3 separate regions of the Homo sapiens genome follow, and all the other regions are linked to region 2. The links are chromatin contacts, found by Hi-C in ENCODE. All regions are on one chromosome and are shown on one strand. The core of a region is the stretch at or near the end of the contact, and the rest is flanking DNA. Distances in the headings are between cores, read along the strand shown.

The links. A loop is a pair of places that touch in the nucleus more often than their neighbours do. Pooled maps may share reads with other maps.
Region 1: a loop to region 2 is called in a pooled map, with 12 times the contacts of the local background. The contact joins the promoter of CAAP1 here to the promoter of CDKN2B-AS1 in region 2. A Hi-C loop is called at or near these places in 2 of 37 single-sample maps with no recorded cell type and 6 of 50 pooled maps.
Region 3: a loop to region 2 is called in a pooled map, with 13 times the contacts of the local background. The contact joins the promoter of PLAA here to the promoter of CDKN2B-AS1 in region 2. A Hi-C loop is called at or near these places in 1 of 168 maps with a recorded cell type or tissue (B cell), 2 of 37 single-sample maps with no recorded cell type and 9 of 50 pooled maps.

The regions. Positions count from the first base shown.
Region 1 is chr9:26,891,260-26,894,472 of GRCh38, reverse strand. CAAP1 (caspase activity and apoptosis inhibitor 1) reads left to right here and starts at 1,671. Exons shown (of 6, transcript NM_024828.4): 1 at 1,671-2,060. The coding sequence starts at 1,758. RefSeq lists enhancers at 1,442-1,511, 1,113-1,692, 1,642-1,861, 1,942-2,121, 1,693-2,272.
Region 2 is chr9:21,992,588-21,996,040 of GRCh38, reverse strand. CDKN2B-AS1 (CDKN2B and CDKN2A antisense cis and trans regulatory RNA 1) reads right to left here and starts at 1,250. Exons shown (of 19, transcript NR_003529.4): 1 at 880-1,250. It overlaps LOC124902130 (a long non-coding RNA gene), which reads left to right and starts at 2,013. Exons shown (of 2, transcript XR_007061436.1): 1 at 2,013-2,155. It also overlaps a transcript of CDKN2A not described here. RefSeq lists silencers at 797-996, 1,317-1,576.
Region 3 is chr9:26,945,756-26,949,060 of GRCh38, reverse strand. PLAA (phospholipase A2 activating protein) reads left to right here and starts at 1,819. Exons shown (of 14, transcript NM_001031689.3): 1 at 1,819-2,164. The coding sequence starts at 2,016. It also overlaps a transcript of IFT74 not described here. RefSeq lists enhancers at 1,496-1,805, 1,395-2,068, 2,066-2,325, 2,069-2,744.

The DNA of each region.
Region 1 (3,213 bases), core at 422-2,921, 4.9 Mb before region 2:
ACCCAGTTTCTAACGGCCTGCATTTGCATATCATAGCTTGCCAGCCCAGCTTTTTTGCTAGACAAGAAACATTTCTGGAGCTGCTTTAAAAGAAAAAAAACTTCCCAAAGACCCCTTTACCTCTCTATCTGCCTAAAATAATTTCTTAACTTCTGTAACACCATTGGAGTACAGAATCTGGTAAATATCTCAAAATGGAAAACTTGAGATTTCTTAACCGAGTCAAAGATATCTATAAAGCAATAAGCAGCTATAAGGAAGTGGGCTATAGGAAAAGTTGGTTAACGTTTAGCTATGCTTCTACTAAAAGCTTATCTTTTGTCACAAATCCAGCAATTTGGCAGGGCACGATGGCTCACGCCTGTAATCCCAGCACTTTGGGAGGCTGAGGCGGGTGGATCACCTGAGGTCGGGAGTTCGAGACCAGCCTGACCAACATGGAGAAACCCCTTGTCTACTAAAAATACAAAATTAGCCCTGCATGGTGGCGCATGCCTGTAGTCCCAGCTACTCAGGAGGCTGAGGCAGGAGAAATGCTTGAACCCGGGAGGCGGAGGTTGCAGTGAGCCGAGATTGTGCCATTGCACTCCAGCCTGGGCAACGAGAGTGAAACTCCGTCTCAAAAAAAAAAAAAAGAAAAAAGAAAAAATCTAGCAATTTAGTTTTATTAAAATTATGATGGTTTCAGGGACACAATTCATAACAGGTTTATAAATGTAACATGTTATTAATTTTATGTGTTTTTCCTATCTGTGAACACAACACTCTCAATCCTTTCAGGTATGACTCCAATGAGTGTGATACTTAACGGAACTCCTGGGAACACAGTGGGCTCAGCCCCAGGATTTACCTTACAAGGCCAATTTAAGAGTGGGGCCTGGGGGAAGACAGTTTTCCTAGGGCTGGAAGTGTCCCTATTTATTAACCCTAGGCTGGTTTTAGGCATTTAAGTAGTTGTTGAATGACTGAGACAAATAGGAGACAAAGAGAAGGGAAGCTTCTTTAATTGCTTCTTACCCCAGGGAAAGGCACAGAATTACTACCACCCAGCTAGCTTTGCCCCAGGCTCTACCTTTTTCCCTCAGTGGCTAAAGGCCCCTGCTGAAACGACAAAGACCTTGGTTCACGTTTTAAGTGTTCTAGCTCCCTTGTCTTAAAATCTGCCTTCTATTTAGATTACATCCACCCATAAAATCTCATAAAGCTTTGACCCATTCTCAATTTTCAAAAACGAACTCAAGCTCTACTTGTCCATGTCAGACTCTACGCAAGAAATACCTAATTTGCCCAGGTGATGAGGAAAATGAGATGGAACAACTTTTCCCTATTCTCTTTATTGTCATAGCGTTGTTAATATCTTAAGATTTGGAGGTAAACGGAAATGGAGAATCAGCAACTATACTTCAACCTTATTGTAAACAGACAAAACACTAACAATAAAAAGTTTTGAAGTTAAAAGGACGTAAGTTCCACCTTCTATCCTTTGTAGAGATATAAAAACAAAACAAAACAAACTCTGACTAGACAGGCTACCCGCTACACACTCAAATCGACCTCCGCGACCGGAGGGGGAAGCGCAACTGGTTATGGCAACCCCCCTGCCACCCCGGCCCATAACGCTTCACCACGTTCTGTGCCACGGCCGGAAGTGACGCATAACCTGCGACGCCAGTGCCTGCCGCCCACGGCCGCAGGAGTCGGGCTTCGGTCGCACCAGAGACAGCGGACTTTCCTCCGATGGTTGCAGCAGAGGGATCATGACGGGGAAAAAGTCCTCCCGGGAGAAACGGCGCAAACGTAGCAGTCAGGAGGCGGCCGCAGCGCTCGCGGCCCCGGACATCGTACCCGCGTTGGCCAGCGGCAGCAGTGGAAGCACTAGCGGCTGCGGGAGCGCCGGGGGCTGCGGGAGCGTCAGCTGCTGTGGGAACGCCAATTTTAGTGGAAGTGTCACCGGCGGTGGGAGCGGCGGCAGCTGTTGGGGCGGGAGCAGCGTGGAGCGCAGCGAGCGCCGGAAGCGGAGGAGTACCGACTCTTCCAGCGTCTCGGGCTCCTTGCAGCAGGTGCGTGCGCGCCCCTCTGGCCGCTTCCTGGAGCTGCTGCTTTTTCGGAAGAAGTCGGGCTTCCAGAGGGATGGGGCGCAGGCTGGAGCTCACTGCTAGCGCGGCAATCTCAAGGTCGTCCGTCCTTGAGGTTCATGTTCCTACCTAAGTCCTGGTGAGCCCCACACTCCCATCCGTGTCTTGAATCTTGAACTTCAAGTTTCTGGATTTCCTGATCACTTTTTTTTTAATTTATTTTTTAAACTCTTGGCTCCTTCCACTCCTATGGTTTCACTCTGCCGGAAGAATACGAGTTGGAAGCTAGCCTTCATTTCCCTTGCGAGCCAAACACTTCTCCCTTCGTCTTCACCTTTTCGTAGATATGGTTAACTCCGCATTAGAGATAAGAAAATTGAGGCCCAAAGAAGTTAAACTTTACCCACGGTCACAGAGTTTGTTAATAGCTCCTAGGTTTGAATCCAAATATCTGACTACAAAAGCCATGTTCTTTATACGCCACCAGTCTGCCAAGAGAACGCCGTTTTAAAAAAGTTCATAATTTGTTTGAAAACAAATGAATGAATAGGTACTTTAAATTCATTCAATGAGGAAATAAAGGGAAAGCGTCAAGTCCCTTTTCTTGCCCCTCCATTAGTATTTTGATACGCGGCCTCTTTTAATCACTCCTCGTGAGATACGTGTTTTTAAGTTCCTACACTTAAGCTGTATTGTGTTATTCCCGCTGTTGAATACCTGCATTGTTGTGATAGGCTTCTTTATATACGTGGTTTGTTATTTTTACTGACTGCCTGGTATTGTATTATATTTTTCTGATATTTGGGTGTGCAGGTTTTTTTGTATTGTTGTGACTACAATACAAACACCTTTATGTATATATCTCCTACAAGAGTTATGTTGGGAGAGAGTGTGAGAACTGAAATTCCTGGGTCAAAGTTTATGCTATTAAAAACTTATGAATGCCACCAAATGCTTTCCAAATGAGACTTTACAGATTTATAGTCCAAACAGTATATATATAAGAATACCTATTTCTGAGATTCTTAACTAGCTTTTGATGACATTTTGATGGCATTTTTTAAAAAAATTGCCAGACTAGTGGGTCAAATTAATAGTTTGTTTTAATTTTTATTTTCCTTATTAGTGAGATTGAACA
Region 2 (3,453 bases), core at 1-2,500:
CCACTTCTTCAACTAGGCCACTAGGCCCAAGCGCATGAACAGGAAGCCACTGAGAAGCGGGCCACATTTCCAGGTTCCCGGAGCTGGGCCTAGTCCCGAATCCTCTGGCACACACCCACCCACTCAGGCCGCGGGTCCAGCCCGCGAGGTTTAGGACGGATCCAGGCAGACCGCAGGCTCCGGGTCGGGGCACCGGGTCAGCGCGCCGGCCTGAAGGCGGCGTCCTGGGCTCGACTTCCCGCGCGCGGAGAGCCGGCGAGCCCGCGTCCGAGTTCCTGGACGAGAGCCGAGCCTCGCTTAGACCGCGCTCAGGACCCGGCTCCTCCGCATTCTCCGGCTGCCCCTGTGTCCTCGACTCACCCCTCCTTTCTGCCGCTCCTTCCTTTCCTTGCCCTGCTTTTACTGTTCCCAAACAGGACCGCTTTTCCTGTCTCCCAGCTGGAAAGGAGGAAGGGAGAGAGTCCAGAAAGGATCGGTGATGTGGAAGAAAAGGGGAGGAGGGGACATGGAGGGGGAGACCGGAGAGAGAACGTACGCCGAGGAGTCAGGCGGCGGGATCAAGGGGAGTCGGGGTGTCTGGGCGCGGGGCAGAGCGTGGAGGCGGCAGCGGCCAACGGTCGCCAAGACAACCATTCTACGCGAGGACGCGGCGACAGGAGGGGAGCGGCCAGCAGGGGAGGGGAGCGCGGGGGAAGAGGAAAGAGGAAGAAGCGCTCAGATGCTCCGCGGCTGTCGTGAAGGTTAAAACCGAAAATAAAAATGGGCTAGACACAAAGGACTCGGTGCTTGTCCCAGCCAGGCGCCCTCGGCGACGCGGGCAGCTGGGAGGGGAATGGGCGCCCGGACCCAGCTGGGACCCCCGGGTGCGACTCCACCTACCTAGTCCGGCGCCAGGCCGGGTCGACAGCTCCGGCAGCGCCAGCGCCGCGCCGTGTCCAGATGTCGCGTCAGAGGCGTGCAGCGGTTTAGTTTAATTTCGCTTGTTTTCCAAATCTAGAAGAGGAGCGGAGCGGCTTTTAGTTCAAAACTGACATTCAGCCTCCTGATTGGCGGATAGAGCAATGAGATGACCTCGCTTTCCTTTCTTCCTTTTTCATTTTTAAATAATCTAGTTTGAAGAATGGAAGACTTTCGACGAGGGGAGCCAGGAATAAAATAAGGGGAATAGGGGAGCGGGGACGCGAGCAGCACCAGAATCCGCGGGAGCGCGGCTGTTCCTGGTAGGGCCGTGTCAGGTGACGGATGTAGCTAGGGGGCGAGCTGCCTGGAGTTGCGTTCCAGGCGTCCGGCCCCTGGGCCGTCACCGCGGGGCGCCCGCGCTGAGGGTGGGAAGATGGTGGTGGGGGTGGGGGCGCACACAGGGCGGGAAAGTGGCGGTAGGCGGGAGGGAGAGGAACGCGGGCCCTGAGCCGCCCGCGCGCGCGCCTCCCTACGGGCGCCTCCGGCAGCCCTTCCCGCGTGCGCAGGGCTCAGAGCCGTTCCGAGATCTTGGAGGTCCGGGTGGGAGTGGGGGTGGGGTGGGGGTGGGGGTGAAGGTGGGGGGCGGGCGCGCTCAGGGAAGGCGGGTGCGCGCCTGCGGGGCGGAGATGGGCAGGGGGCGGTGCGTGGGTCCCAGTCTGCAGTTAAGGGGGCAGGAGTGGCGCTGCTCACCTCTGGTGCCAAAGGGCGGCGCAGCGGCTGCCGAGCTCGGCCCTGGAGGCGGCGAGAACATGGTGCGCAGGTTCTTGGTGACCCTCCGGATTCGGCGCGCGTGCGGCCCGCCGCGAGTGAGGGTTTTCGTGGTTCACATCCCGCGGCTCACGGGGGAGTGGGCAGCGCCAGGGGCGCCCGCCGCTGTGGCCCTCGTGCTGATGCTACTGAGGAGCCAGCGTCTAGGGCAGCAGCCGCTTCCTAGAAGACCAGGTAGGAAAGGCCCTCGAAAAGTCCGGGGCGCATTCGGCACTTGTTTTGTTTGGTGTGATTTCGTAAACAGATAATTCGTCTCTAGCCCAGGCTAGGAGGAGGAGGAGATAACCGCCGGTGGAGGCTTCCCCATTCGGGTTACAACGACTTAGACATGTGGTTCTCGCAGTACCATTGAACCTGGACCTCCCTTCACACAGCCCCTCAATCGTGGGAAACTGAGGCGAACAGAGCTTCTAAACCCACCTCAGAAGTCAGTGAGTCCCGAATATCCTGGGTGGGAATGACTAAGACACACACACACACACACACACACACACACACACACACACACACACAGTAGGAAAGGTGTATTTCAAGCACACTTTCTTTCTCCTTGGGGAGAATTATTGCTAACCATCTAAGTTTTCTGGAGGCGGCCTTTTTTCTCCCCAGCCTCCCGGCGGGGTCACCCTCTCCCACCTTCCAGGAGAGTGGAGGACCCGTGAGATACGGGGCACGCAGGCAGCGACTTCCTGAAATGCTAACAAGGATCGTAGGATCAGTTACTGCTGCGAGGAGCAAGCACTTGCTTCTTGGGGGAGTTTTGCAGCCAACAGGGAAATGGGCTTTCTTTGTGAGTTAGAGGTAGAGGTCCGGCGGCCTGAGTGATTGAAACTGCTCGGGACAATGCTCGTATGTTTAGCAAACGACAGAACTGTAGAACTGTTCCTGAGAAATCCCAACTGATAGTATTTTAGTCATCTCAGACGACAGTTAGCACAGTTTAAAAATGAGGCCTACTTCTTGAAAAACAGAATCCAAGGTAGTTTTGTCCTCACATTGACAAATGTTGACACAGCCAGTGTAATTTCCTATAACCAGGAAAACTGAAAGAATATATGTACAGTTAAAATATGTACAATGCTAATTAAAACTTGTGTAATAAGTCTAAAAGTAATTTAATGAGGCTTCACTTTTATGACCGTCCTTGTGGTATGCTTCGCCAGGAATATATAGCTTCAAAAAGCAAAGGCCAGCGGAGGGGTAATTATTTTTTTACTGCAATGTTAATTGTCTCTTTGACATGGAAATATAAACCTGTTAAAACTATCAGTGTTTAATTTAGTGTCTCAATTTCTATTAGCAAAAATTTATAATCTATAGGATAAATGCACATTTTATTTTTTACTTTTCATATTATGCAAGTTAATTTTTTTAATTTAGTCAAAGGAGCTTATAAAGGATTTCAGGGCCTGTTGCTGGATTTGATTTTAATTCATTTTGAAACATTGACAAGACCCTGGTTGTTGTTTTTTTTAACAGTGGTTTATCCGTATCAGCAAAAGTTTAGCCACTGTGACCGGTAACTGTATGAATATAGTTCTTAATATTATTGTCTATATAAAAATATTTATTACTCTAGTTAATATTATTCTATATAAAATCATTTTGTTTAAATTATTAAGTTGCCTCTGAAAATCTGTAGTAACAAAGTAGAACATGTCAATGTATATAAATGCCATAATTATGTATTTTTTAGTTTAGGCCTATAAAACATAACATTGTGGT
Region 3 (3,305 bases), core at 570-3,069, 5.0 Mb before region 2:
TATATTGACAACAGACAAAACTGCATTGGTTCCCCAGAGGAACTAGAAAAAAACAGAAGATAAACTGGTGTTGAACTATGACAGATGGAGAAAGTGGAATTCTAAGTTTAAAAAAAAAATGCATGTACAAAGAGCATAGAGACATGGAGAGCATACAGCATAATGTGTTCAGGGAATTGTGACAAATTCGAAATGTCTAGAGTAAGAGAGATAACAGAGGGAGATGAATCTAGTAAAACAGATTAGGGAGATTGTGTGAAAGGCCCTATGTAATGCTGTACTATAAGAATGGAAAGCCGGCCAGGCGTGGTGGCTCACGCTTATAATCCAGCACTTTGGAAGGCAGAGGAGGGCAGATTATGAGGTCAAGAGATTGAGACTATCCTGGCCAACATGGTGAAACTCGTTTCTACTAAAAACACAAAATTTAGCTGGGCATGGTGGCGCGCTCCTGTAGTCCCAGCTACTCGGGAGGCTGAGGCAGGAATCGCTTGAACCCGGGAGGCGAGGGTTGCAGTGAGCCGAGATCGCGCCACTGCACTCAGCCTGGCAGCAGAGCGACACTCCGTCTCAAAAAAAAAAAAAAAAAAAAAAAAAAAAAAAAAAAAAAAATAATGGAAAGCCATCACAGGTTGTCAAACAGAGAAAAAACAATTAAGTGTATATTTCAGAAAGATAATTATATTTTAATGTGTAGGATTGGCTGGAGAGAAGGGGTAGAAAGGCCAGAGAAATGTTGAAATAATTTAAGTAGGACTAATTGGTACAGATTTCTAACAGATAGCTAGAAATACAGATCTAGAGTTTGGAGAAGACAATATGGGAATACAGCTCTAGAAATAAGCCAAGTAGTAAATAATCCACCCAGGGAGGGGATATGATAGCAAAGAAGTATCAAAAGTCAGCATTTCAAGAATGATCTCCCAAACCAGGGGAAAAGTGATTCCAAACCTAGAGTAGGAGTTTTAGGAAGGGAGAAGTCAGAAAAGTGTGAATTGGGCTTAGCAATTTAGAAAGGTTTGTGGAAAAGTGTAGTTGGATGCGAGAGAATAGCGGATGGGAAGAAAACAAAGTAAGGAGACAGGTCATGTTTACCCTGGCACTCAATAAGGTCTGATAATGACTAGCAAGTAGCACCACGGGTGGGTGGGCGGCGGGGTTGTTAAAAATACGTATCTCAGCTCTAACTCAGACCTACTGAATCAGAATCTACATTTTAACAAGCCGCCAGAGAAAAGTAGTTATACCTTTAAAAAATTGACTTGGACCACCGTATTTGCTAAATTTGACAACAGAGAGTAGGAGATTCAGATAACTTGAAACGGAGGAATAGTTCAATGATTAATAGTTCCCAATTTGGCCTCAAGCTTTCTCGTTTTAATTGAAAAACAAGGTTAACTTGCAAAAACCTCGAGATTCTCAGGGAAAAGCAGTGAGGATGACCTAACAGTAGACACCAAACAACCTCACTCAGCCATTCCGCCATGCCCAGCGCGAAAGACTCAGGTTTAAAATATCCGGATTCGGCGCGCCGGATGTCCACGCCAGCTGGCGCGGCATTATGGGAATTGTAGTCCCGGCCCGCTTCCCGATTTACCACAAACTGTTGGGCCCGGAGTCGGAAGAGACCCGGGTTTGGGAAGGACCCCAGGGTCAGGCGTCCTGGTGGAAGGGCGGGCCTCTTTCTCTCTTGCTCAGCAGGGAGTCCAGAGCCCTGGAGGAAAGCCAGCTCAGCTCCGCATCGGCGTCGGCGGTTGGGACGCACACACTCTGCGTCATGGAGGGCTGAGGCCGATGATGAATTCCGGAGTGCCTGTCAGGCTTGCTGTGTCACTCGGCCCGCTCGGCGCGCCCCTTCCCAGCCGCCCTTCCGTACCGGCTCTCGGGCTCTTCCGGTCTCCGGCCGCCCCTTACCTGCAGGCTCTTCTCCCGCCGCGGCCCGGCGCTCTCCGAGTCGCCCCTGCGGACTGGTCTCGCACAGTGCCTGGGCACCGGGCGCCAGACAGACACTGGCCATGACGAGCGGCGCAACCAGGTACCGGCTGAGCTGCTCGCTCCGGGGCCACGAGCTGGACGTACGGGGCCTGGTGTGCTGCGCCTATCCGCCGGGAGCCTTTGTGTCCGTGTCCCGAGACCGCACCACCCGCCTCTGGGCCCCAGACAGGTGAGCGCTGGGAGTCGGGTTGCCCCGGCTGTGTTGCACGCTTCCCGGAGAGTGGAAGGAGAGTGACCCTTCCCTGTCAGTCCTGCCGTCTCTCTCTCCCCCCAGCCTTCCCTCTGCTCTCCGCTCCCTTCCAATTCTCAGACTATTAGAACTCTGTAAGAAACCATCGGGATTTAAGTGGAAAGAGCACAGGGTTGGGGGACCAAAGACCTGCCTTGTTGTGCTAACTTGACCACAGACGAGTCTCCTACCTTTTGGGCCTTCAGTTTTTGGACGATGATCTCCCAAGTTTCTTTTAGACTTGAAAATTTACTGATTGCAGTTGCACCCTCCGAAGTGAGGTAGTTTGAAGGCATCTGAAATGTCCTCTTTTTTTTTTTTTTTCGAAGAAGATGCTCTGTAGTCTTCTGTAAAATTTAATTTTTGAAGACTTTAGTTCTCAAAAATTGCACTGGTGAATCCTCTTTTCGTCCAGGTTAGAATTTTAGTCTGTGGTCTGTGCTGGTCCTGAGGGAGTGAAACCTCTCGGATGTTTTGTTTCTGTGCATGTGCTGTTTCTTGAGGAGAAGCAGCATCCATTGCCTTCAAAGGATTTATCAGAAGGGTTCACGAACCAAAAAAAAAAAGAAGAAAAAGGTTAGGAATCAGTCCTGATCGAGTTCACGGGTTCAGCCCTGATTTGGCTGGTTGTAACAGGATATTTAAGACCTAGAAGACAGATTGCAGTTCAGAGAAAGAAAAATTGAGGTTAGTTATTTTGTTATTTAGTAGGTCTCCCACTGCTAGAGATTTTAGAATTTGAGTCACCATCCATAAATTCAGTTGATAACTGTTGAGTGCCTCCTCTTTGTTTGGGATACTGGAGAGGAATAAAGACAGACAAGTTGCCAGTGTTTCTGGAGCTTTCTTACAGTCTGATGGGGAAGATAGATTAAAAAACAAGCCAATAAATAATTAAAAACTGGCATGTGAAGAAAACATACAGTTAATTAGGTGGAGAGATATATTAAAGGAAGCCTCTCTGAGGAGTTGTTTGTTTAAAGTTGACATTTGAAGCATGAGATGGATGGAGCTGGTCGTGGAAGAGCAAATAGGGAGGATTGAATTGGAAGAGCATTCCAGGCAGCTGGAGGAGCAAACA